Regions from separate parts of the Homo sapiens genome. Here region 1 is linked to region 2. Evidence: chromatin loops called from intact Hi-C (ENCODE). Cell type or tissue: B cell. All regions are shown on one strand. Each heading gives the region's core, and the rest is flanking DNA. Links, peaks and the distances in the headings are about the cores only. Region 1 holds the start of LYVE1 (lymphatic vessel endothelial hyaluronan receptor 1). Region 2 has its middle 17 kb from the start of CTR9.

Region 1 (16,370 bases), core at 3,258-5,757, 170 kb after region 2:
GCAGATTCTCTTTTTGTTATTGATATTTTTCACACAAATATCTAACTTTATGACCAGTACCACTTATATAAAAAAGAATTCGTTATCCATATACTTTTCCTATAAAAGACATTCATTTTGGAAAAATCTCATAAACCTTTGCCCAAGACATTGCTTACAAGCCAGAACTCCATAATTACCATGAAGCAAAAACCACTGAAAATCCGGCTGGAAAAACATAGAATACACTCTGCTGGTACACAGCACAGATAAACCTCATGTTCATCGAACAACAAAGGTGGAGTCTGACTTGAATTCTGGCCTACCAGAATATGAAAGGAGTTATTAAGAGAAAGTTATTTCATAAAAGACCCCTGTGGTGATTACTATTGTAAAGTTAAAAATCCTTGGGGAAAGTGTAAAATGTTTAATTTTGTAAATTGCCCTCCTACTTGTGTTATGTAAATGTGAATGTTTATATGTGCCTGGTTTCTTTGAAAAAGGAATCACCTGTAGTGGTGTAGAGATTTCAAATGTGTAAAAGGAGACTCAAAGGAAGGCAGAAGGTTCTAGACTCAGTATTTAAGTGGACATTTACTTTCATGAGCTTCAGCATCATACCCTGCAGATCACAAGGCCGAACAGCTGGGTGGAAAAATCACTGATTGCGGGAGGAAAAGAGGCACAACCTATGCTCAGTCTCCTTTAGGGACAGAGATGTTTCTAGGAGTACATAAACGATGGACTCCACAGGCAGTAACAGTGAATGGTGTGAGAACTGAGCTGCTGGGGGAGGAGGAACAGCAGGGAATATGGGAATTGGGAGAACCTTTAGCAGTTCACACTGTGCTATCTGCCTTCCTCATTTGTGTGTTTTCTGAGTCAGCATTAGCTAAATTTTCCAGAAGGCCATCCACAAAGTACAGCCTGGGCGTTCAAGGGACGTCATTCATTTCCCCCAGTGACCTTGACAAGTCAGAAGCTTGAAAGCAGGGAAATCCGGATGTCTCGGTTATGAAGTGGAGCAGTGAGTGTGAGCCTCAACATAGTTCCAGAACTCTCCATCCGGACTAGTTATTGAGCATCTGCCTCTCATATCACCAGTGGCCATCTGAGGTGTTTCCCTGGCTCTGAAGGGGTAGGCACGATGGCCAGGTGCTTCAGCCTGGTGTTGCTTCTCACTTCCATCTGGACCACGAGGCTCCTGGTCCAAGGCTCTTTGCGTGCAGAAGGTAGGTTTCTCACCAGATTTCCAAACTGAAGCAAGGCTTCAGTCCTAAGCCTCCTAAGCTGTTGACTATGGATTTCTGGGAATGAGGGTGACCCTCAGTGTCAACAGCAGGTCTAATTGGTGGTACTGCTCTGCCAAAAATGTACCACCATATTGTCAACTTCACCAAAATGATTGACATTTACGTTTGTATCATCTGGACTTTTACTTTTGGTTATGGAATATTTTTAATGAGGACATTTTGAAATAAAACACTGAAGAGAAACCATTTGATTTTTACTCTTTTTTGTATGGGTGGTATTTAAATTTTTTGTAGCAATGGGATCTCGCTTTGTTGCCCAGCCTGGTCTTGAACTCCTGGCTTCAAGTGATCGTCCTGCCTCAGCCTACCAAAGTACTGGGATTGCAGGCATGAGCCACTGCATCCAGAAGTAATAATTTTTTTTTAAGTATTTCATTGAAGACGCAAACCATGATTGTAAAAAATTTAAAGCAATCACTAAGCTTGGGAATAATGGGTAACTTTCACTAAAATTGGCCTGTTTTTATGTTTTTTGGGAGTGTTAGCATAATTATTTTAATTTTGATTTTATCATACCATGAATGAGGTGCAATGTTTTAAAAAAATATTCAGTAAATAGCAAATTAGCTGAAAAAAATCTGTAAAAATATAAGTTTGAAAATTAAGCCATCGGCTGTCTACTAAAGGAATGACTTAAAGTGATCGCTGGGCTTTTGAGATGCCTAAATGGAAACCTCATTTTGCACTGTAGGCAAAAAAATTGTAACCACAAATCACTCATTGCAGCTCTGGGCAAATGAAAATCTGAGCACTTTAATAGGAAAATGTGTGTTCCTATGCTGGAAGATGACCTGAGATATAAAATATGCTAGAAACAGACATTCAGAGTTGATTTATATGTTGTTGCATTACATTTTATAAGAAAGGTCAGAGTTATATGATTAGTTTTTTAAAATACTGTTACTTTCAAATAAGTTTGGTCCTCTTTGAAATCCTCTGGGGAGACTATTTTTCCCCACAATGCTGCCATTATTCAAACTATTGGACACTGTTTTTTGAAAATGACTCCATCACACTCTGGACTATCCTCAGCAAGGGAAAAAGATTTTCTAGGGAAATTACATTTTTGGAAACAACCAAAAGTCAGCATAACCATGACTGCAGAATAAAGTAGTTGATGAAGGTAAGTGAATAGGGGTGGGAACTATATTTGAGGGCCAAGTATATAGTGATCCAGAGCTAGGTGTGTATATACAATTTCATTTAATCCTCTCAAAAAGACAGTTTATAGGTGAAGTGACTTGCCCAATGTCATGCAGGCAGTACATAATAAATATTGGGTTTGAATTCAGCCCTATCTGATTCCTAAGCATATGCTATTATCTGATTCCACATCCTTATATCTAACTCCTAAGCATACACTATTTCTACTATGTTTGCTGTTTCCTGAGAAATCTTAAGGAAGGAGTTACTGGAGTACTCCCTTAAATTCCAGCTCCCTCTTTTGATCCCTAAATGAAATAGGAAAGCATAAAATGACTAATGTTGTTGACTTCCTACTGGGCCCCGCCTCTGCTAGGTACAAGTTATCTAATTTAATTCTGATAAAAATCATGTGAAGAAGATATATCCATCCCCATTTTCAGATGAGAATGCTGACTTGCCTGATGTCGCAACAGCCAGTTAACAATAGAAAAAATATTCAAAGCTAAGTCTATCCACCTAGAATAAGTCTATCACTCCTCTAAATAATAGTATTTAGAGTACAAATGACATATGATGAGAGGGTAGTAAGACCAATTGATAATGTGACAAATAAACCTCTGCAATCCATTCCCAAAGAAGTAGCTATAAGAGACCTGAGCAATAGCAAGCTCATGAGCTAAAAGAGCCAAATTTCAGAGCAAACGGTGTGTTCAGGGAGTTCAGCCTAGGGGTGTGTGTGTGTCTGTGTGTGTTCATTTCCTTATAGCACTGTGAAAGGTAAAACAGTGTCATTGTTAAGAACTGGGGGCCGGGTTGGGCACGGTGGTTCATGACTGTAATCTCAGCACTTTAGGAGGCCGAGGTGGGTGGATCACCTGAGGTCAGGAGTTTGAGACCAGCCTGGCCAACATGGTGAAACCCCATCTCTACAAAAAATACAAAAATTAGCTGGGCATGGTGTCTCGCGTCTGTAGTCCCAGCTAGTCAGGAGGCTGAAGCACAAGAGTTGCTTGGACCCGGGAGGCAGAGGTTGCAGTGAGCATGGATCACGCCACTGCACTGCAGCCTGGGTGACAGAACGAGACTCTGTCTCAAAAAAGAAAAAAAAAAGGGCCAGGCACAGTGGCTCACGCCTGTAATCCCAGCACTTTGGGAAGCCAAGGTGGGTGGATCACCTGAGGTCGGCAGTTCAAGACCAACCTGACCAACATGGAGAAACCCTGTCTCTACTAAAAGTACAAAATTAGCCAGGTTTGGTGGCACATGCCTGTAATCCCAGCTACTTGGGAGAATGAGGCAGGAGAATCGCTTGAACCCAGGAGGTGGAGGTTACAGTGAGCCGAGATCACGCTATTGCACTCCAGCCTGGGCAACAAGAGTGAAACTCCGTCTCAAAAAAAAAAAAAGAACTGGGGTTCTTGCTTGGCCATACTGGTGCACACCTGTAGTTCCAGCTACTCAGGGAGGCTGAGGTGGGAGGATTGCTTGAGCCCAGGAATTTACGACCAGCCTGGGCAACATAGCAAGATCCATCTCTTGGGAAAGAAGAAGGAAAAAAGAGGAACTGGGGTTTTAGAATCAGGCATAATTGAGTGTGTGCTCCTAATCTGCCACCACAGCAAGGTTCATATGGAGGACTTAGAAATGCTCCTTCCATGTTTTCAAAAAGAAACTTCCATTAGATATCAACCTAGGAAGTGGTCAAAGCATTTGACTGAGCATCCAATACACAGAGCTGCGTACAAGCAATTACTTGAGAGATTTAAATGCCCTTTTATGGATGTTTGTGGATGAAGCCCAGTAGGAATAATGTATTTGAATACAATACAACTTGGCAATTTTATACAGGTCTGTACATCCCAGAACCCAGAGAAAAGGGTTCAAAAGAATTCCCAAATCCATTAGATTTTGAGTAGAAATATTATTCATATCTTACCTATTCAACAGCCTCAGCTTCTGTGGGGTAATCAATCATTAGCAGACCAAAACCAAAATGCTTTAACGATAATGATAATGTTATGTGGATTTATTAAGCACCTACCATGTGGCAGGCACTATGCTAAACATTTGTATTAGAATTTACTCACTTAACTTTCACTACCCTATTCAGTAGACACTGTTACTCCCTTGAATTTATAAACAAGGAGGCTCAAAGAGCTGAAGATTAAAGAGATGAAGTATCTAGGCTAAGGTCACAGAGCTAGCAAATGACATATGCTAGATCTAAGCCCAAGTCTGACTCTAAAATTCTGCTTTCTTCATTTAGTTTTTCTGCCATTCAAAGTTTACTGCCAGCTCCTCCAGGAACTTCTGAGTAAGCCTGTCCCCCAGTGGCCAAAAGACCTGGAACTGAGAGCACTCACATTCTTTTATAACAAGTGTGACATTTTCAGCCCATCTCACAAATAGTAGTGTCCCCAAACCACATTGGTTTGGGGTATTGCTAACTATTCTATGAACTAGAGCCCTGAATTCTATCTTTCTCAAAGTCTCAGATGCTTCATTTTACAGACTCCAGAAAGGTTTGCAGTAACTGCATCCCTTAGACTGCACCCCAACAACAGGTAGCCAAAGCCCCTATATGGTGAGCAAGGCATCTTAATGCAGTGGGATGGGATAGATTTTGATTGGGCGACATTTACAGCTTGGACAAGAACAAGCATCCATCTAGCCCAGCAGATGGTCCTTGTGGAAAATGCCTGGTCTGTGTCCTGTTATTCTAAACCCCAGTCCCAGCCAGATAGACCTCCCTGCGCATCAGGACGATATACTCTGCTGGGAAGGAGAGTCTAAGGGCTGGAAACAAGGACAGCAGCAAACTGAGGACCTATGTGATTCCTTTGCAGAGCTTTCCATCCAGGTGTCATGCAGAATTATGGGGATCACCCTTGTGAGCAAAAAGGCGAACCAGCAGCTGAATTTCACAGAAGCTAAGGAGGCCTGTAGGCTGCTGGGACTAAGTTTGGCCGGCAAGGACCAAGTTGAAACAGCCTTGAAAGCTAGCTTTGAAACTTGCAGGTGAGAAAAAGCTGGTTTCACTGTCACTGCTGGAGTTCTTTTTTAGCTCTGTGTTCTTGTTCAGCAATAGAGATGAAGCCTTCTAATCATTTTTCTGTTCAACTAGTGTGTATTCTTTTACAGCTATGGCTGGGTTGGAGATGGATTCGTGGTCATCTCTAGGATTAGCCCAAACCCCAAGTGTGGGAAAAATGGGGTGGGTGTCCTGATTTGGAAGGTTCCAGTGAGCCGACAGTTTGCAGCCTATTGTTACAACTCATCTGGTGAGTCTGATCTGCAACCTTTCCACGTGGCATTCTCTGGGTATCTCTCACTCTGAGACCTGTCTGGGAAGAGTAACCCTGAGCAGCAGCAGAAGCAATCACAGCCACGGCCATCTAATTCTCCCGACACTGTCTCTCTGGCCAGGCTAGGGGTGGCAATATGCCCCTCAAAGGAAAAAGTTAGGAGAGATATAACTGAATGGCAACACACGAGAAGACATTCAGGAGGCTCAATTACCACTGCCACCATCCCTGCATCCTATAAGATAAGCAGGCAGAAGGGAAGGAACAAAGGTACAGATGTATGTAATGCATCCATTATGGACAAAGTGATGCACAGTCGTCCCTCAGTGTCAGTGGGAGATTGGTTCCGGCACCCCATCATATACAAAAATCTACAGATGCCCAAGTCCCTGATATAAAATGGGGTCATATTTGCATATAACCTACACACATCCTCCTGTACACTTTAAATCATCTCTAAACTACTTATAATACCTAATACAATGTAGATGCTATGTAAACAGTCATTGTACTGTATTATTTGCTTTTTTATTGTTGTATTGTTATTTTTCTTTTTTTCCCAAATATTTTCAATCCAAGGTTGGTTGCTTCCACCTATATGGAATCTACAGATCCCTATGAGATATGCTTTATCATCCCCACTTTGCAAATAAAGAAACCGAGTTCAGGCCGGGCACAGTGGCTCATGCCTGTAATCCCAGCACTTTGGGAGGCCGAGGCGGGCAGATCACAAGGTCAGGAGATTGAGACCATCCTAACACGGTGAAACCCCGTCTCTACTAAAAATACAAAAAATTAGCCAGGCGTGGTGGCAGGCACCTGTAGTCCCAGCTACTCGGGAGGCTGAGGCAGGAGAATGGCATGAACCCAGGAGGCGGAGCTTGCAGTGAGCCAAGATCATGCCATTGCACTCCAGCCTGGGCGACAGAGTGAGACTCCGTCTCAAAAAAAAAAAAAAAAAAAAAAAAAGAAACCGAGTTCAAAGGATGTAAACACATTTGTCTAACGTCTCATTACTGTAAAGGTTCAGACTCAGGTCTAACTCTGAAACCGCACTCTTTCCACTGTTCCACATTCCTTTATAATTTTAAGAACCAGACCCAGTCTCCACTTTATGAAGGAAAAGATTGACACCTGGAGGGCAGCACTGATTTGTTCGTGGTCATGAAGTCACCCACTAACCTTGCTTGAAGACCTTGGCTGCCTTAGCCCAAGTGCTTCACCTAAGTACTTCTCCTAAAGTTTTTCTTTTACTAAATACTCACTTGCTCTCAGTTTGTCATAAGGACCCCTGTCTGATTATTACTTTTCACACATACTCATCTATCTGACCTTCTGAAGGTTAGGTGGCTGAGAGGTCATACACAGGATAGATTTCAAGATCATTCTCGAAGATCCGAGAGATAAATGTGCACCAGCCAATATTAGCAAAAACTGTCCCAGAAAGGCAATATAGGATCCAAGTAGTTCCCTGATCCAGAGGGCTTTGGCACAGAAAAGGCCCATGGAGAAACTTTGACCAGTTCCCTCACTTCATGGATGAAACAACTACAGTTCAGAACACGGGCTTAGCTTGTTCAAGGTCCTACGGTCAGTTAGTGGCAGAATCAAGACTGAAACATAGGGCTTCTCCTAACAGTGTATTTCCCATCTTCCTTCCCTTCTCTGCCTCTTTGGTCTATCATCACTGGCTGGGGAATTGGTGAGCTACATATGCCTGCATACCTCATAGCCAGCCCATGCCTGTCAAATGGCTTTGCTTTTTAACTGCCTTCCTGCCAGCTGGCAATGTGATGATACCCAGCCCTCTGACTAAACAGAGAAGAGCCAGAGGAAGAGGACTTGGATTTGTCTATTTCCTCATGGTTTCATTTAACTTGTACTCCCATCCCATGTATTTCTTTTCTTTTTTTCCAGAGATAATTTTATTTTATTATTTTATTTTTATTATACTTTAAGTTCTGGGATACACGTGCAAAATGTGCAGGTTTGTTACATAGGTATACATGTGCCATGGTGGTTTGCTGCACCCATCAACCCGTCACCTACGTTAGGTATTTCTTCTAATGCTATCCCTCTGCTAGCCCACCCCCCAACCCCAGCTGATGCTACCCACTGCCACAAATAATTAGGGACTTAAAATAGATGCAAATTTATATTATAATATATTGCATGGCTCTGCCATTTACTAGCTCTGTGACTTTGGGCGAGTTATTCAATTTCTCTAAACTTCAGTTTCCTCCTGTGTAAACAAGGGTTTAGTAATATTGTTCAATGAGATACCTATTTAAACACTTACTGCCATGGTCAACTCAGATTAAGATGCTTTAACAAGTGTTTCCTCTCTAGCACATGCAACAGATTGGAAAGCAAACCCTTATCCCTCTCCTGGTCCCTTTTTGTTCACTTCTTTTTTTAATGAGCCCAGAAATATCAGGTCTTAGCATATCTTTGTCCTGAAGTGACACCACATGTGTATATTTGGTCTTCCAATCTATACTTTCCTTCCTTTCCCTTTTCCTTCCTTCCCTATTCATCAAATAGTTATTGAGCATGTGCTATGTACCACACACAGTGCTCATACCATGCTGACCAAGACAGACGGGGTTTCTGCTGCCAGAGAGCTTGCAGTCCAGTGGGGAACAGTGTAATGAGAACTGTGACAAGGAAGTACAAGAACATATGCCAATCAAGTCAACAAGTCTGCCTGAGAAAGACAGGGTCAATCTGAGACCTGAGGGATGAGTCAGAGTAAGCTAAATAAAGAGAGGCAAAGAGTCATAAAGGTGAATAAAGCATCGTGGTGCAAGGCTTGGATGTAAGATAAAGTGTATCAAGGAATTTCAAGTAATTTCAGTATGGCAGGGGCAATGAGAGAAAAAGAGCAGATGAGGCTGGCATGTTAGCAGGGGCCAAATCACAGAAGGCCTTGTAGGCCATACAACAAAGATAGCCACTGAAGGCTTCTAAGGAAGAAAGTGATATGGTTAGATTTGCTTTTTAAAGACCATTCCAGCTGCGGTATAAGGGGTTTGGAGGTAGTAAGACTAGAGGCAAGAAGAACAGTTAGGAGGCTGTTGCAATACTTTTATTCCATGTTTCCCTATCCCAACAGATACTTGGACTAACTCGTGCATTCCAGAAATTATCACCACCAAAGATCCCATATTCAACACTCAAACTGCAACACAAACAACAGAATTTATTGTCAGTGACAGTACCTACTCGGTGGCATCCCCTTACTCTACAATACCTGCCCCTACTACTACTCCTCCTGCTCCAGCTTCCACTTCTATTCCACGGAGAAAAAAATTGATTTGTGTCACAGAAGTTTTTATGGAAACTAGCACCATGTCTACAGAAACTGAACCATTTGTTGAAAATAAAGCAGCATTCAAGAATGAAGCTGCTGGGTTTGGAGGTAAATGGTTTCTGTGTCTATGTTACGTGTGTATGTATGTTCATGTATAACAGATAATTCATAGAATCCTGCCTGTCTTTAGATGAGGCGCTCAGGACCTGTCAAATACTAATAAAAGCTTAACACAAACTCAACTTTCATGAAGTCATAGAATCTGAGAGCTGTAAAGAACCTTAGTGATTAAGCTAAAAAGTGTAAGTATAAAAGAATTTCACTGTTGAAAACTCAAGACTTTTAAAAATAAATCACTATCTGTTCCTATGCATAAGTTCTTTTTAAAATATATACCCTAAAGGCCTATGACTTTATTCTAGTCATCTCTTTCTCAGGCAGGCTTGTTGACTAGAGTAGGTCTCAAGGCCATGGAGGAGAAATGAACTCTGTCATATTGCAACTGATAGAATTGAGAGTGTGAGAAGCAAGGCCAATGATTCTACAAGCATGAAGCAAAGAAGCTGGTGTGGGCCCAATATCATAAAGGGCTACAGAGAAGGTTTTTCTCCTGTACTGTCTACTGTCTCAATCACCTGGATCATGCAATGAGCATTACACACAATGTTTAAGTGAAGGACCAACAGGCCTTGTCTCTGTTCCTTGCAGGTGTCCCCACGGCTCTGCTAGTGCTTGCTCTCCTCTTCTTTGGTGCTGCAGCTGGTCTTGGATTTTGCTATGTCAAAAGGTAGGGTTGTTGGTGCACTGCTAGTCTTGTAATCTTTGTCATGTTTCTATCCTGTGCTTTTTCAGGGTCACTGTTGGCATTTTGCTGATCAAAATGGAGATAGCAGTCCTCTGATATAAATTTCTCCCTCATCTCATCTCTTTCCCTTCAGCCCAATCTTTTCTATTTCAGGACATGCATGTCGTCCAGCCATCAGTCAATGACTGTCCTTTGAAAATCAAGAAATTAAAAAAAATTGACATCTGGGGAAAATTTATATGCTTTATTTGATTTTTGGTTCTTTGTTTTTGTTGGAAGAGTTATGTGGTCAGCCTAAAGTCTGGCCTGCAAACATATTGTCCAATTTAAATGAATCCATTAAGGTGGTGATGTCTTAATGTATTAGAGCATGCATGTGCTGGCATCACTCTGAAATAAAGGTATCCAGTGTACTGTGCCAATATGTACCATGGCCAAAAAGTGTTATCTATCGTTATGTGTGAGAGTCTCTCACTTTAATTTCATGTTTCTGCCTAAAGGTATGTGAAGGCCTTCCCTTTTACAAACAAGAATCAGCAGAAGGAAATGATCGAAACCAAAGTAGTAAAGGAGGAGAAGGCCAATGATAGCAACCCTAATGAGGAATCAAAGAAAACTGATAAAAACCCAGAAGAGTCCAAGAGTCCAAGCAAAACTACCGTGCGATGCCTGGAAGCTGAAGTTTAGATGAGACAGAAATGAGGAGACACACCTGAGGCTGGTTTCTTTCATGCTCCTTACCCTGCCCCAGCTGGGGAAATCAAAAGGGCCAAAGAACCAAAGAAGAAAGTCCACCCTTGGTTCCTAACTGGAATCAGCTCAGGACTGCCATTGGACTATGGAGTGCACCAAAGAGAATGCCCTTCTCCTTATTGTAACCCTGTCTGGATCCTATCCTCCTACCTCCAAAGCTTCCCACGGCCTTTCTAGCCTGGCTATGTCCTAATAATATCCCACTGGGAGAAAGGAGTTTTGCAAAGTGCAAGGACCTAAAACATCTCATCAGTATCCAGTGGTAAAAAGGCCTCCTGGCTGTCTGAGGCTAGGTGGGTTGAAAGCCAAGGAGTCACTGAGACCAAGGCTTTCTCTACTGATTCCGCAGCTCAGACCCTTTCTTCAGCTCTGAAAGAGAAACACGTATCCCACCTGACATGTCCTTCTGAGCCCGGTAAGAGCAAAAGAATGGCAGAAAAGTTTAGCCCCTGAAAGCCATGGAGATTCTCATAACTTGAGACCTAATCTCTGTAAAGCTAAAATAAAGAAATAGAACAAGGCTGAGGATACGACAGTACACTGTCAGCAGGGACTGTAAACACAGACAGGGTCAAAGTGTTTTCTCTGAACACATTGAGTTGGAATCACTGTTTAGAACACACACACTTACTTTTTCTGGTCTCTACCACTGCTGATATTTTCTCTAGGAAATATACTTTTACAAGTAACAAAAATAAAAACTCTTATAAATTTCTATTTTTATCTGAGTTACAGAAATGATTACTAAGGAAGATTACTCAGTAATTTGTTTAAAAAGTAATAAAATTCAACAAACATTTGCTGAATAGCTACTATATGTCAAGTGCTGTGCAAGGTATTACACTCTGTAATTGAATATTATTCCTCAAAAAATTGCACATAGTAGAACGCTATCTGGGAAGCTATTTTTTTCAGTTTTGATATTTCTAGCTTATCTACTTCCAAACTAATTTTTATTTTTGCTGAGACTAATCTTATTCATTTTCTCTAATATGGCAACCATTATAACCTTAATTTATTATTAACATACCTAAGAAGTACATTGTTACCTCTATATACCAAAGCACATTTTAAAAGTGCCATTAACAAATGTATCACTAGCCCTCCTTTTTCCAACAAGAAGGGACTGAGAGATGCAGAAATATTTGTGACAAAAAATTAAAGCATTTAGAAAACTTCTTTGCTTTCTTATTTACGTAGATGCATTATACCTTTCATGTAAAATTAAAGTGAGGACCAGATCATATCATATTGTTTGCAAAAATAAAAGGGACAATGTTGGTTGTTAAAATACAAGCATATGTCAACCAAACAGCATATATCATATGGGGCTATTCATGCTCCAAACATTTTATTTTGAGTTGGCCAAGTACATACACATTAAACAGTCCTTTACTAGAGATGCTGGCCCTCCATTTCCATCCATTTCAGAATTCACCAGGGAGCCAGAGATCCAGGATGGCTCATTCGTCTCACTTTTGACCGCCCTGCTTCTCTAGTTTTCTCTTTCCCTCCCGCTTAGACTGCTAATTGTCTTCTTCCCCTCACCAGTGACCCCACAGCTCCGTGGTTCCTTCGGCCCAGATGCCACAACCTGCTGGCATAATCTTTTCCGGTTGGCCCACGGAGTATAATCTTAAAATTTGATTTCATTTCCAGGCATTAAAAATCAAGAGATTTCACATGGTTACATTTCTGGGTTCCCTCTAAAAATGGAAAGATCTGGAAGTAAAGAACCCATGTTCCCTCATAGCAATCATTATCTGATACTGAGTAGCAGCTGTCCCCTTTCAATGGGGTCTGCTCTTTTTGTTTCACCACAGTCCTCATGACTCTCTGTTGCACACTCATGCCAAAGTAAAGGTGCCCTTTCCTATGAACTTTGTAACACTGTGGCCTTTTCTTCACACCCAGCCCACGTCCCTCATATATATCACCTGCCTGCCCCAGTAGGTCTATGAGTTTGAAACTGGTTTGTCAGTCCTTAAGCTTTATCAGCTTCATCCATTTCTCAGGGAGTAAAGAAGAAAAGAGGGAAAGCGCCTAAGTAGTGATCTTCCCTCTGTGTGTTAGCTGAAAAAAAAAAAACAGATCTCCCACACCACATCTCCCATCTTGTGGGCATCTACTACATATTAGAATGCTACCACCTTCTCCTGTTAAACAGGTTTGTGCCGTATCCAGGAGGAGGAAGTGGGGAGGAGAAAACCCTGCCCAGCCACATAAAATCACTCAATAGCCCAAATATCATGTGCAAACATACTGATAAGAATGTAACTTCCATGATTATGGAAGGAAGGAAGGAAGGAAGGAAGGAAGGAAGGAAGGAAGGAAGGAAGGAAGGGTGGGCTGGCTGATTTATGGAGCATCTACTAAGTGACAGTCATTTTACATGTTGCCTCATTTAATCTCTACACTTTCCCTGAGAGGTGAGGATAATTACTGCCATTTTTATTAATTAGAAAACTGGATGTTTAGAGAAGTTAAATCACTTTCTGAGGTCACAGGTCTAGTTAAATGGTAAAGGTCAGAGTGACTGCAAAGCCCATGCTCCTTTCCCTACTCCACAGTGCTTCTCTTGCAAATGACAATATAGAAATGTAAACTATTCCAATATGCAAGCTTGAGATTGGACACTTAACACAAACAACAGGGGTGAAGTAAGGAAAACAACTTAGGACTCCTGTGTCAACTTCACAGAATCTATCTTAAATCCGTTGGCAATGACAAGGAGAAAAAGAGAACCACTAAAGAACTTTGAGAACTGCCTCCTCATTGATGTAGACACCAGCCTCAACAAAGACCTACCTGAGCCAGTTCATAGGGTCAGAAAATATAAGGCTCAGAAGGATCCAGAATAATTTCCTCTAAACCCTTCATTCACAGAGTAAATAAAATGAAGCTACCAATGTCACAGGTAGCTAAAGTTAGGGCTTGGTCTAGAAATCTCCTCCTTATTTAAATTTTCTTTATTCTCCACTGAACAAAGAGAAATTGGAAGAATGCAAGAGATCTCCCCACTTCAGACCTACAGTCCACCTCGCCACAGCCAGTCTTCAAAAGAGGCAGGTGGAGAGCCACGTGATGGCATTTTCAGCTGGTGCAAAGGATCTTCCCTGCCCTTTCAGAATGCCCCTTCTTCATGCCTGCCTCCCTGGCTCACACAGAATAAATCCACTCCTTTGAGCAAAGACACTCTATCCTGAGAAGGAGTCATCTGCAAAATTGTATGCTTTTATAAAGGCCAGGCCACCATCAAACATTAACATGCCAATATAGGTCCAATCAAGCAAAGCTGATTTCCAAGAATAGGAAGCTGGACTAACGCAGATGACTTGAGGCTCCACACAGGGCTTGCACACAACTGGAGTCTACAGATATCATTTGGCTTGAAAAGAATTGAATCATATTGATTTCTAGACAAGGATCCTAAATTGTATTGCCTCTAGACCTTCAGCTAGTACCTAAAGCAAAATCAATTGCTCTAGGGAAAAACAAGTTTGTAAGGACAATAATAACATGCAAGTAAATACGTTTTTACTAAGGAATGGGAGGGTCTCTCACACCAAAAAGAAAATGTTTTACTATTATGAATGGTGCCACAATAAACATACGTGTGCATGTGTCTTTATAGCAGCATGATTTATAATCTTTTGGGTATATACCCAGTAATGGGATGGCTGGGTCAAATGGTATTTCTAGTTGTAGATAGCAAAGAGTTGGAACCAACCCAAATGTCCGTCAATATAGACTGGATTAAGAAAATGTGGCACACAGGTACCATGGAATACTATGCAGCCATAAAAAAGGATGAGTTCATGTCCTTTGTAGGGACATGGATGAAGCTGGAAACCATCATTCTGAGCAAACTATCACAAGGACAGAAAACCAAACACCACATGTTCTCAGTCATAGGTGGGAATTGAACAATGAGAACACTTGGACACAGGGTAGGGAACATCACACACCGGGCCTGTCGTGGGGTGGGGGGAGGGGGGAGGGATAGCATTAGGACATATACCTAATGTAAATGACAAGTTAATGGGTGCAGCACACCAACATGGCACATGTATACATATGTAACAAACCTGCACATTGTGCACATGTACCCTAGAACTTAAAGTATAATAATAAAAAAAGACAAAAAATAAATATCATGCTTGAAAAAAAAAAAATTAAGCCTCTGTTTCAGAAAAACTCCCGAGCCTTGTTTTACCTCTGCTCTCACACCACCACAACAGTCATCAACTCAATAACAAAAGAACTCAATGACAAAAGGTAAGGGGGTTTTCCCCACACAACAAGCCGCAGACACCAGCTGGGTGTCCTCTAATTAAATTCTGACACTATCTACCTGGAGGTAGCGTCAGATCCCACAGGGTGAGGGCTCAGTCCCCAAAACTGCCTCCCACTCCACAGACACCAGTCACAAGACTGGGCCTCCAGAACTCCCGACAACCCGCTTTAAGTAGGGGTTCTCATGACCCCCTCTTTGGGTTCAATTAATTTGCTGGAGCTGCTCACAGAACTCAGAGTAACACATTTACAGGTTTGTTATAAATGTTGTTACGAAGGATACAGATGAAGAGATGCATAGGGCCAGGTAGGGAGGAAGGGGTGCAGAGATTCCATACCCGCGCCATCTTCCAGGAACCTCCATGTGTTCAGCCATCCGGAAGCTCTCCAAACCCTGTCCTTTTTGTTTTTTACATAGGCATGATTGACAACTGTGTAGAAATGTGATTGGACAAAAAGGGTATGACCTCATACTAATAGACTGAGTTGGGAAGCCCAGCAAGGCCTGCCTGTTCAGGTTCTCCTTGGCCTCTCTGTGCAGCTTTTCATCCTCCAGATTATGGGGCAGGACTCTGTCTGCAATGAGGGTCTTTTGACCCACAATCAGATTAGAGTCCTGCCTTGGAGCAGGTAAAAGGAGGACAGGAGAAGGTCAGAGAAAGAGATTCTGTTGGCCGGGCACGGTAGCTCATGCCTATAATCCTAGCACTTTGGGAGGCCGAGGCAGGCAGATTGCCTGAGCTCAGGAGTTCGAGACAAGCCTGGGCAACACGGTGAAACCCCGTCTCTACTAAAATACAAAAAAATTAGCCAGGCACGGTGGTGTGCACCTATAGTCCCAACTACTCGGGAGGCTGAGGCAGGAGAATTGCTTGAACCCAGGAGGCGGAGGTTGCAGTGAGCCAAGATCGTGCCACTGCACTCTAGCCTAGGTAACAGAGTGAGACTCCGTCTCCAAAAAAAAAAAAAAAAAGAGAGATTCTGTTTCCTGAGACCTGCTCCTGAGCCCTAAAGCACCTCAACATTGTAACAAAAGACTGTAACAAGGACTCTGGGAGTTATGAGCCAGGAACTGTGGATGAAAACCAATATATTAATATTTATATAATCGTAATATCATAGCCTCTAAACAGGAGGGAAAGCACTTCTTTGTTAGTTGGATTTTCTAGTTAAAATAAGTAAAATTTAGTGGGTTACTCCTGTAATAGTCTATATATAAGGTCAAGTTTGATCTAAGAGCATTTTTCGTAATACTAAAATCAAATAGGAATTCTCTCCTCTCTCTATGTTCCTCAGGAAATGCCCACATTTCCAAACGGTGCTGATGTGATTTAAGATTTCCTCCTTTAGCATCTAGAAGACTATTTGCTTTTTTAAAAAAAAAAACTTATTTCAGAATAAATTTACCAAAAAAATGTGAAAATAGTGCAAAGATTTCCCATACATCCACACCAGTTTCC
Region 2 (12,388 bases), core at 2,829-5,328:
ATACTTTCCTGTGATTCTTTCCAGAAAAAAAAATTGCATCTACCTACATTATGTGTCAGTGTTATAATTTATACAAAGGGGATAATTTGTCCTCTACACCATGCTTTTTTTTTTCACTTAACATATCTTAAAAATCTTTCCACATCACATATCCAGAACTACTTTTTTTTTTTTTTTTTGGACAGTGTCTCACTCTCATCCAGGCTGGAGTGCAGTGGTGCAATCATAACTCACTGCAGTCTTGAACTCCTGGGCTCAAGCAATCCTCCTGACTTGGCTTCTCAAGTAGCTGGGACTACAGGCATGTGCTACCATACCTGGCTAATTTTTTTGTGGAGAGGAAGGTGGGCAGAGTCTTGCTCTGTCATCCAGGCTGGAGTGCAGTGACGCAATCTCAGTTCCCTGCAACCTCCACCTCCCGGGTTCAAGATTCTTGTGTCTCAGCCTCCGGAGTAGCTGGGATAACAGGCGTGTGCCACCACACCTGGCTAATTTTTTGTATTTTTAGTAGAGATGGGGTTTCATCATGTTGGCCAGGCTGGTCTCAAACTTCTCGCTTCAAGTGGTCAACTCGCCTCGGCCTCCCAAAGTGCTGGGTTTACAGGTGTGAGCCACCATGCCCAGCCTGGCTAATTTTAAAAAATAATTTTTTGTAGGGATGGGAGTTTCACTATGTTGCCCAGGCTGGTCTTGAACTTCTGGCCTCAAGGAATCTTCCCACCTTGGCCTCTCAAAGTGCTGGGATTACAGATGTGAGCCACCATGCCTGGCCTAGTTTATTCTCTTTAATCACTGTATGGTATTGTGTCATGTGGATGATGGATGATGGATCATTTAGGTACTTTTGATGAACACTTTGGGTTTGGCTTTTATAAAAATTCTGCCATGAAGATTCCTGTACATATATATGGCTCAGTTTTGTAGCTATAATAAACTATTTCTAAATTCTTTGCTATGTGAAAGGATATGTGCCTTTTACATTTTGATAGATTTTGTCAAAGTAACGTGCAATAAGATCGCATCAGTTGTACTACCCTCTCATTAAAAGTGGGTGGCGGTATTCCTTCCCTCATATTCCTGCCAGCACTCGGGAAGACTTTCACCAGTTTAAGTGGAAAGAAAACGTTTTCTCACTATTTTGATTTGCATTTCTTCTACTATACCTCAAGTAGAGCATCTCTCCATATGTTTACAGTCTTTGGAATTTGTTTTTCTATAAACCATTTCTATCCTTTGCACAACTTTCTATTAGTTTGTTCTTTTTTGTTGTTGTTGCATTCATGTGTGTCAGTTCTATTTATGTTAAGAAAAAAAGCTCTTTTACAAATATGTTTTCAATATTTTCCCTGTTTTTGTTTTTGTAGAGATAGGGGGTCTCACTGTGTTGTACAGGCTGTTCTCAAACTCCTGGCTCAAGCAATCCACCTGCCTGGGCCTTCCAAGGTGCTGGGACTGTTTTCCTTATTTTTGAACTGAGTCTTTTGATTTAGTTGTTTTATTTTTCCTTCTTTTTTTGTACCAAAGTTAGATTGCTACTTAGACAAACTTATTAATTTTTTGCCTTATTGCTTCGAGTTTTGGGCTTTTCAAACAAAGTCCTCACCTTTCTTAGATTTGTAATAAATTGATCCACATTCTAAGATATTTTATGATTTTTTTTACAAGTATTTGATTCACTAACACTGTTAGGCTAAGGAGTCAGAGAGGAACTCGCCCTTGTCATCTTAACAGGTACTGACCAGCTGTACTATCACCATTTGTTTACTAATCTCTCTTTTCCCAGGTAATTAGAAATCTCACCTTTACTTTACACTAAATTCCCTGTACATTTGAGTCTACTTCTGATTTTTCTTTGGTTCCACTGATTTCTTCTCTTATATCAAATTGGTTTACTTAATGGAGTTTCAAAATATGTTTTGATATCAGGGTAGACCTGGAAGTGGACATACTTTGGATGGGGCAAATGGAGAAGATCTTGTTGACTAGGTGACAGGTAGGCTGACGTTTGAAGAGTAGGAAGTAACCAGCTTTACAGAGATGAGGCAGGAGCATTCCAGGTAGAGGAAGCTGCATGTACAAGAGCTGGAGGAAGAAAACAGCTTGGCATGCATACAGGAGGTTAAACGAAAAAAAGGCCAGTGGTGAGCACATTAAACGAGGGAGAGAAGGATGTGAAATGGGATGGGGAAGCTAGGCCAGATTTTGTAGGACTTCGTAGACCATGGTAAGGAGCTTGGTTTTGTCCTAAGCACAAAGGGAAGCAGTTAATGAATTTGAAGTAGGAAACTGACATACTCCAATTTCCCAGAGGATGACATCGTCACTCTGGCTGTTATGTGGAGGTGGAGGGGACAGATGTGGAACTTTAAAAAATATCATCGGCTGGATGCAGTGGGTCACACCCACAATCCTAGCACTCTGGGAGGCAGAGGCAGGAGGATGATCTGAGCTGAGGAGTTTGAGAACAGCCTGGACAACTTAGCAAGACCTTGTCTCCACAAAAAAACGTGTGTGTGTGCGTAAATGTGTAAATATTTGGGCTTATCTATATTATAAAGTCTCAGCAAGTGAGCAAGTGATACATTTGCTGAGATGGGGAAGGCAGGTTTGGGAGTGACAGAGCCAGGATTAAATCAGGGTTGAGACACTAAGTTTGACAGATCTGGGAAATCCAAAAGCTGAGAGTGGGCAGGTGGTTCTTTGATATGTGTGGATCTGGAGCCAGAAGGAGGGGTCTAGGTGGAGACACCAATCCAAATAGGAATGTTATTCAAAATCACAGGAATGCAGGAGATGATGGAGGAGAAGTAGAGTGTGGAGAGAGAAGAAAAGAGGGCCCAGGACCAGGCCCAGAGGAGCATCAGCATTTCGAGATGGGTGGAGGTGAAGAAGTCTGCAGGACACTGGTGAGCTGGTGTGGTACGGAGAGCTGGAGGGCATGATCTCCAAATCCCACTTCTTCTTTTTTTAAATTTTTATTTTTATTTTTTTGAGATTGAGTCTCACACTGTCACTCAGGCTGGAGTGCAATGGCATGATCTCTGCTCACTGCAACCTCCACCTCCCGGGTTCTAGCGATTCTCCTGCTTCAGCCTCCTGAGTAGCTGGAATTACAGGTGTCTGCCACCACGCCTGGCTAATTTTTTATATTTTTAGTAGAGTCGGGGTTTCACTATGTTGGCTAGGCTTATCTCAAACTCCTGACCTCATGATCTGCCTGACTTGGCCTCCCAAAGTGCTGGGATTACAGGTGTGAGTTACCATGCCGGGCCTTTTTTTTTTTTTTTTTTTTTTTGAGACGGAGTCTCCCTCTGTCACTCAGTGATGTGAAGTGATCTTGGCTTACTGCAACCTCCCCATCCTGGGTTCAAGCAATTCTCCTGCCTCAGCCTCCTGAGTAGCTGGGACTACAGGCACATGCCACCATGCCCAGCTAATTTTTTAATTTTTTTGGTGGAGACGGGGGTTTCACCATATTGGCCAGGCTGGTCTCGAACTCCTGACCTCAGGTGATCTGCCCACCTCGGCCTACCAAGCTGCTGGGATAACAGGTGTGAGCCAACGCCTCACAACCCCACTTCTCAACCCTTCCATGGCTCCCACAGCACTTAGAATAGAGTCCAAATCCCTTTCCATTCTCATCGAGGCCCTGCCCCCTCTGGCTAACCTCCAGCTATAGCTACTCCCTACCTCTATCACCTTTTCTGGGACCTTCACGACAGCCTTCTTGTGCCTCTCCCTGGAATACCCACCCCAAACCCCTTATCCCTTGGATGTGACTCGTGTTCATGCTTAAGTTGCCTCCTTATCTTCCCTGAAGCTTCCCCTTGTCTTAGTCTATCCCAGCATCTTACTGAGTTCCTTTATCATGATTCACAACTGTGTATTTGTGTATACAGAACAGTGAGCGCCATTTGGGCAAGGATAGTTTCTTTTTGTATCCTTAGTACCAACCCAGTGCCTAGCAAATAGTAGAGGTGCAATAAACATATGACTCATAAATGAATGAATAAGCCCTTTTAATCTTCACCCTGGTCCTGTGAGGTAGGGATTATAACCTCTGTTTTGCTTTAAAAAAAAATCGAGGACATGAGACTCTGAACGACTAGGAAACCGTTCACAGGTTCCAGCACACTGAGAAGTGATGGGTGGGTGAAAGTATTGGTGAACCTGTTCCAGCCTCCAGATCACAGAGGAACATGAAAAGGTTGGCCAAGAGCCCCCGGTGTTCTTGGTGGCTGGTGAGCCCCGGGGCTGTGTAGGCAAGGGCCCAGCAGAGGGCAGCAGAGGGCTGCACTGGACTGGGATCACCGGAGGGAGCAGGCCCTGGGCGGAGCAAGGGGTGGGCGGCCAGGCACTGGGCTGGGACTCGGGGAGATGACCTTGTTTTGTCTAATCCTTTGTAGGACTCTAGAGTGCGCTGATGGAGCGCTTGAGGCAACGTTCCTATTTGTGTTTACATGTGCTGATCCTCACCACAGAGTATAAGGAAGCCGTCTTTCTTACCGTGGGGCCCTTGTTGGAAATGTCACTAAGTTTCTCCAAGGAGGCGGGAGGAGAGGACAGAGGACGGGGGTGGGGGTGACGGAGGGCCCTGAGGTGGAATGGTGAGTACAAATGTGCAAATGAGATTTTTGGCCTTGGCTGCTAGGGGACAAACGTCCTAGGGTGGCCTCCAGCAGTTAGCGCCAGGCAGGGAGCTGGGAAGGCTCTGAGACAGCTGAGTGGGGGAAATAGGAGGTCATAATTGGTTCAGGGACATACATTGTCAGAAATGATTTTCTAGGTTTCTTATGCTCTCTGAATGGATTTCCTTTCTCTTCTCCTTTTTCGTTAGGAAAGTTGTTAAAATTTCCACCCTATCATCTATGCTTAGGGGAAAAGGGATTTTGCTCATAAACGGGGGCGAGGGTTGGGGGATGGGGGAGACCCTTGGGGGCCAGCAAGGTGGTAGCAGCAGAGTCAGAATGGAAGGCCCCAACAAGAATTATATAATGGACAATGGGGACTGGTGGGGGTGGAGGGAAGGTTGGGAGGGGAGTAGGGATAAAAGACTACATATTGGGTACAGTGTACATTGCTGGGGTGACGGGTGCAATACAATGTCAGAAATCACCACTGATGGACTTATCCATGTAACCAAAAACCGCCTATACCCCAAAAACTATTGAAATAAAATAAAATAAAATAAAATTTTAAAAAATAATGCAAGGCACACTTAGTCCAGCATATGGTCTTCTCAACTAATACAAACATACACACACACTTATATGCACAATCACAACATACATGCTTACACAGTCACATCATGTGTACAATACACTCTCATACCCACAAACACACACCTCACACACTGACACATCACACATACACACTGACACAACACAATACACCCACACCCACACCCACACTGAAGAAGGGTCTTTGGGGTGAATATCTGCAGTTGCCATTGCAGGTTCCCCCATCCTATTGTGGTTTAAGTCTAGGATCAAACCAACTCTTAGTTTCAGGGGTCAGTTCCAATTGGCCTAAACCCATCAACATAATCCCTGCCCCCTTGGCATTCCCTTGGCCACTGCGATTGTTTTAGGGGTGGGCATACAACCACACTGATCCCCCAGACATGAGTGAGGAAGCGCTGAGCCCTGGACGCTGTCAGCTGCCTTGTGCTACCTCAAGGAAAGGCTGGTTTAGAAAAAGCTGACTGGGAGGCAGAGGTGAGAAACTTTCAGACAAGCAGAGTTGCAGCCCCCAAAACACTGGGAGCTCTCAACAGCCCGTGCCAGAAGCCCACGTTACCTCTAAACTTTAGATTTTGTAAACCAATACATTGTTTTGGTTGTTTAAGGCATTCAAGTTGGATTTTCTTTCCCTTCCTCCCTTCCTTCCTTCCTTTCTTTCATCTCACTGTGTCACCCAGACTGGAGTGCAGTGGTATGATCATAGCTCACTATAGGCTCAAACTCATGGGCTCAAGCAATCCTCCCACCTCAGCCTCCTGAATAGCTAGGATTACAGGTGGGTGCCACTGCGCCCGGCCATTTTCTGTTTCTTATACCTGAAAATCTCAGAATGGATCTACTGCTCCCAGAACTTTTTTATGGGAAAGCCCAGGAGGGGTCCAGCCTCCTCTTTAAGGAGGACTGCTCCTTCCTCCCCCTCCTTTGTCCTCTTGGTCCTCAAAGTAACCGCATGCACCTGACACAGTTCTTGGAGCCTTATGCATATAACAGAGAAGAAGAAAATAGTATTTAAAACCATGGCCCACTGTAGCCGCTTTGCCTTAAAAAGGAAAGTGACACAATTGAAATCTGTAACAAATCTCTAAATAGATCTTGTTCCTTGCAGAGGCCAAGATGAGATTCCAGCCAATGTTTGGAAATTTCAAAGAGCAGGAAACCTAGGCTGACATGGTGGCTCTCAGGGCACAGGATTATTATTTATATATATAATATATTCAATTATATCAGTATATATTATATATATTTAAATGTATTCATTTAATGAGTGAATTAAGCACCCTAAAAAGTGAGCATTGCTTTCCCCATTTTACAGATTATGAATGAGGCTCAGAGACAGAATCACCCACTCAGCTACAAAGGGGTGGAACTGGGCTTCCAAGCCAGGGCTTCTTGGCTCTAAAGTTTGTGGTTGCCCTTCCAGAACAGAATGCCATTTGCCACCCCCATAGCGGCCTCCTGCCTGTGATTTGGTCTAGGTGGGCTTCTCGGGAAGGGACATGTTAAAGAGGTAGAAGGCAAGTTTTATTTGTATGTTTACTTAACTTCTCATGTTTAGTTAAACTTTCATGGGAGTGACAGAGGGGGGATGGGGAGAATAGAGAAACTCTTTTTTTTCTGAGACAGAGTCTCACTGTGTTGCCCAGGCTGGAGTGCAGTGGCACGATCTTGGCTCACTGCAACCTCCACCTCTGGGGTTCAGGTGATTCTTGTGCTTCAGCCTCCCGAGTAGCTGAGACTACAGGTGCAAGCCGCCACCCAGCTAATTTTGTATTTAGTAGAGATGGGGTTTTGCCATGTTGGCCAGGCTGGTCTGGAACTCCTGGGCTCAGGTCATCTGCCCACCTCTGCCTCCCAAAGTGCTGGGATTACAGGCGTGAGCCACTGCACCTGGCAGAGAAACTCTTATACCAGGATTCTGATCATGGTAGGAAGGAGAAGCCCAGTGGGCCTTGGAAAGTCAAACTCTGCTGGGGAGGCAGTGTGGCATAGTGCTGGGCACACAGGCTTAGAGCCCAGCTAGACTGAATTCAAGTCCCAGGGCCACGGTGTATTAACCGTGATCTCACACAAGTTAATAAACCTATTAAGACTTGAGTTTCTATTAACCTATTAACTTAATAGGTTAATAAACCTATTAAGACCTTAAAAATGAGACCTACCTCCTAAGGTCTTTGAGGAAATCAAACCAAAAACCACAAGTAAAGCACTTAGCATAGTGCCTAGCATCCCTCAAATGATAGCTGTCATCATACACATTAAAATACATAGTGCTTGGAAGATTCGGAGGCATTCTAAAATCCCCTCCTGGTAAACGTTGCCATGCTCATATACTACGCCATACTGAGAGGGCACGGGAAAGCAGCTCATGCACAGTGCTTTTTTCTGTTTTTGGCGCTTGGGAGCAAGCTGGTGGGAAGTGCGGTGGGCTTCGACTCGGACTACCTCTGTCATTGTCTATTGGTATGAAAGGAGAAGGACCTGCTGACTATACAAAAGACCAGTATCCATCATGGAGACATGAGGACAGAGGGATTGAAATATATTTGGTTTTTCGGTGCCAGGAAGCCTGGCACAGAAGAGCTGGTTCTCAGAGATCCGGGTGCCCCCTATCTCTGACATCTGGCCCAGAAATCAAGCTGGAGGAGGTAGGAAATCTGATCACCATGCTTGGCCAGGACCTGTTCAGAGATTGTCAAGGCTGGGATAGGGGTGCAGGTCAGGTCTGCCCTGGGAGCTGGCTAGAAGGAAGGTGAGGCAGGCAAGGCACTCGGGGCACAGCATTTGAAGAGACACTCACTCTCAGGTGCTGACCCTGCACTTGCATGGGCCAGAGAAGGAGTGTCTTCTTCAATTCTGTGTCCTGGGTACCCCCCCTTGACTCCCTAGCTAGCAGGGAGAGAGAGAGAGAGAAAGAGAGAGAGAGAGAGAAGATGCAAGGAAGATGAAAGTCATAGTCCTTTATAGCCTAATCTCAGAAGTGACACCCCATCACTTTAGTCCTATTATGTTAGAAGCAACTCACTCTGTACAGTACACACACACACACACACACACACACACACACACACATGAGGGGACACACCAAGATGTGACTGTAACTGCCTATTGGGTTCTCCTTGCCTGCTGCCTAGACAGAGCCAATTTATCAAGACAGGGAAATTGCAATAGAGAAAGAGTTTAATTCACACAGAGTCAGCTGTGTGGGAGACCAGAGTTTTATTATTACTCAAAGCTGTCTCCCTGAAAACTCGAGGATTGGGGTTCTTAATGATAATTTGCCGAGTAGGGTGTCGGGAAGTGGGGAGTGCTGATTGGTCAGGTGGGATATGAAGTCATAGGGAGTTGAAGCTGTCCTCTTGCACTGAGTCAGTTCCTGGGTAGGGGCCACATGACTGGATGAGCCAGTTTATCAATCTGGGTGGTACCAGCTCATCCTTTGAGGGCAGGGTCTGCAAAATATCTCAAACACTGATCTTAGGCTTTACAATAGTGATGTTAGCCCCAGGATGCAATTTGGGAAGGTTCAGAATCTTACAGCCTCCAGCTGCATGACTCCTAAACCACAATTTCTAATCTTGTGGCAAATTTGTTAGTCCTGCAAAGGCAGTCTAGTTCCCAGGCAGGAAGGGGGTTTGTTTTGGGAAAGGGCTGTTATCATCTTTATTTCAAAGTTAAACTATAAACTGACTTCCTCCCAAAGTTAGTTCGGCCTGTGCCCAGGAATGAACACGGACAGCTTGGAGGTTAGAAGCAAGATGGAGTCAGTTAGGTCAGATCTCTTTCACTGTCATAAATTTCTCAGTTAAAATTTTTGCAAAGGCGGTTTCATGACTATCCAGATCATCAAGACCATTTCAGAAGTGGCCTACCACAGGAAGGGAGTAGAGGCAAACAATTGGGATTTACTGAGGTCTAAACATGTATGAGGGCATCTCATAATTATCCCATTAGGTTCTTTTTTTTTTTCGAGGTGTTTTACTCTTGTTGCCCAGGCTGGAGTGCAGTGGGAAGATCTCAGCTCTCTGCATCCTCCACCTCCCCACCTCCTGGGTTGGGCTCAAGCGATTCTCCTGCCTCAGCCTCACAAGTAGCTGGGATTACAGGTGTCCGCCACCACACCTGGCTAATTTTTGTATTTTTAGTAGAGATGGGGTTTCACCATATTGGCCAGGTTGGTCTCGAACTCCTGACCTCAAATAATCTGCCCACCTTGGCTTCCCAAAGTGCTGGGATTACAGGCATGAGCCACCGCGCCTGGCCCCATTAGGTTCTCATGTTAGGCTTGTGAAGAGACCGGCCTCTGTTATTCTCTGCACAAAAGAACATCGAGGAAGGTTCTGAGGAATTGAAGCCCACTTGGGAGGCCCATATACGTCTGAGGAAGACAAGTCTGACTTCTCTGAGAAACTACAAGTGGGGGCCCTGAGGTTGGAGCTCAGAGATTAGTCAAGTTTGTAGCATGGTTGGCAACTGACAGACAAGCCGACTTCAAACCCAAAGCCACTGCTTGAGTGGGGAAGGTGGAGACTACTCTCTTGTGATGAAATGTGTGGGGGACAAAAATGAGGCTGCAGGACAGCTCTGCAGAGGCTGAGGTTGGGATTGGAGTTATGAAGCCACTGCACACCCATGTTCCTGAATCATCCATGATGTTGTAAGAAACAGCCACAAGCTCCTACCAGAAGAAGTCCTCTGAGAAGCTGCCTCTATGCTTCTGGAAGGGTGTCAGTGGGCATGCCAGCCCAGCAGAGTGTCACCCTGATGGCTGCCTCAGACAGAAGCTGGAAGACGAGGTGGGTCCTGAGACGATCAGGATGGTCAGAATAGGAGGAACTTGTGCACAGAGGACAGCAAAGTGGGGACCGTGTGGAACTTTTGGAATTCCTAATAGATGGATCTATAAGCTAAGCTACCTTTCCTTAGCTTGTACGATTTTTGGAGTTTCCCCTACTGTCCTGGGATGCAGCTGTATTGATGTGACTGGAGGAAAGGTGACATCCTCTGTATGGGCTGGGTGTGGTGGCTCATGTTTGTAATCCCAGTGCTTTAGGGGGGCCAAGGTGGGAGGATCACTTAAGCCCAGGAGTTTCAGACCAGCCTGAGCAACATTATGAGACCCTATCTTTACAAGTAATTTAAAAATTAGCTGGGCATGATGGTGTGCACCTGTGGTCCCAGCTTCTCAGGATGCTAAGGTGGGAGGATCGCTTGAGCCTGAGAAATTGAGGCTGCAGTGAGCTGTGATCGTGCTGCTGCACTCCAGCCTGGGTAACAGAGCAAGACCCTGTCTCAAAAAAATAAAAAACAAAAAAAAAACAAAACCCGCAAAAAAACCTTATTCTCTGTAAGCCTTAGTTCCCATATCTTTAATGTGGTGATAAGGCCTACTCATCGTGTTATAGGAATTGAGGGATATAAGTTACGTCGTTTACAGTAGGTGCCTAATAAAAGCGAATTCTCTTCTCCCCCCCACCTTCTTCCTCTCTCCCCCCATTCAAAATGATATGGTGTGGTTTATCTGTACACAGTAGATTGACACTCAACCTTTATTACGTCTGCCTTCTAGTGAACTCTCCGGTAGTGCGAAGGCTGGAAAGCTAAAAACTACGTTTCCCAGATTCCCATGCGGTCAGGGGTCCGAGGGCGTTAAGGCTCAGCGAATCAGACGCACTGTGTGAGATTTGGGCGGAAGCCAACGAAGACCCTTGCCTGCTGCTCCCGCTGTTTCTGCGGGCACTGCCGTGAGGGGACTGGCACTGCAGCCCTGTCACCGTCCTCATGACGTTGGGAGGCGAGGGGCATCCATTCTGCTGGGGGCCGGTCCTGGTCAGAGGCGACCTAGCAGCCCCCTTATTGGCACGTGACCCAGGTTTCATTTGGGTAAGCCTTGCTGAAATCTCAACTTAAAGTCTCTTCTAAATCCCTCCTAGTAGTTTTGTAAGACACTTAATACTCTGTCATAAATCCTCTCTTGCTTAATCTGGCCAGAGTGGATTTTGTCTTTTCAGCTAACCAATATAAGTGGCATGGAGAGATTTTTATTGCCAAATTCCTCTTGGAGCAATCAGTCTGTGTGTTTTGGAAAGATGCCTTGATAAGGGCTTGCAAGGAGGGTAGTTCCCCCCACTCACACACCCCCCACCTCACTCCCACCCCAGCCCTCAGTGTCCTCTCACACTAAAGCTTTAGGAACTTTTTGAGTTGCTCCTGAAAAAGAGGAGAAAAGAGACAAAAGTATGGAGAGAAGGCAGAAGGACTCAGCAGATGGCAAAAGCGAGGTGTGGTATTATATGGCCCTTTTCCAGGAACCCCACCTCCACCCCATTTTTCTGCAAAGCCTGTGTAAATGCTTGCGGTGGTCAACTTTTTGTTGTGGAAATGAACGAAGTGACTGAATTTTATGTTGGGGAGAACGTACTATGGGGACAGAAGGGATGTGAGAGGAGGCCAGAGTTTTGAGAGGTAAAAAGACCAGGAGACTACGAGTCCTCCCAGGGGACCAGCAGATGTACTGGGGAGGGTGTTGAATCTCCAGTCCATGGGATTCAGAAGTCTAAGGCCATCTCACTTAGGTACTGAGGAGCAGAGGCCCTCTGCAGACAGCTGGAGTACACCTGAATAGCAATTAGGGCTGAGTCCTTTGCCCTCTGCTGGGCTCTTTACCTCACAACCTGATCTCCGTCTCCCTGAACTCAAAATACATAAGCTCCACAGCCCTTCAAAGTGTGAGTCACTTTCTCATCTATATTGACACGCATTTTGCTTATTGTTGTTTACCTTTTCTGCAAGACTGTCAGCTCCTGGAAGGCAGAGGCTTGGATCTAATTCATCTTTCAATCTTTAAAGTTATTACATGCAAGTGCTGTGTGTATGTGCCTTCGTGCATTTTTTTTCTGGGTAGAGTACCTACAACTTTAATCATATTCTCAAATGAGTCCAGGACCTAGAAAATGTTGAGAATCTGCATGAGGAAGTCCTTTGGGGGATGTCTGGATATTGTTTCTTGACTTACATGCAAAGGAGAGTCATCTTTCAAAAGTAAAATCCATCTTATCCTCAAGCTTGTCTTCCATTGAGGGTGTGCACCCACCGAGATCTAAAGCTCATGGGCTATGCAGGAAACCTAGACTCAGTCTCTGGTTTCA

The links. A loop is a pair of places that touch in the nucleus more often than their neighbours do. Peaks named below come from ENCODE experiments on the same cell type or tissue, not always from the same donor. Only the 100,000 strongest peaks of a DNase experiment are listed, where the experiment ranks them.
Region 1: a loop joins it to region 2, with 9 times the contacts of the local background. A loop is called at or near these places in 26 of 110 quality-filtered maps.

What each region holds. Positions count from the first base shown.
Region 1 is chr11:10,553,289-10,569,658 of GRCh38, reverse strand. LYVE1 (lymphatic vessel endothelial hyaluronan receptor 1) reads left to right here and starts at 994. Exons shown (of 6, transcript NM_006691.4): 1 at 994-1,211; 2 at 5,285-5,456; 3 at 5,580-5,719; 4 at 8,859-9,164; 5 at 9,765-9,843; 6 at 10,362-12,693. The coding sequence starts at 1,127. The coding sequence ends at 10,548. The region is part of intron 1 of IRAG1-AS1 (IRAG1 antisense RNA 1); the gene reads right to left. In B cell, for the core only: a CTCF peak has its summit at 4,804 (motif pointing left); a DNase peak (open chromatin) is centred at 4,748; H3K27ac peaks cover 387 bases.
Region 2 is chr11:10,727,866-10,740,253 of GRCh38, reverse strand. No RefSeq gene overlaps it. Among named protein-coding and RNA genes, the nearest start is that of CTR9, 17 kb to the left of the region's middle. In B cell, for the core only: CTCF peaks have their summits at 4,084 and 4,283 (motif pointing right); a DNase peak (open chromatin) is centred at 4,313; H3K27ac peaks cover 625 bases.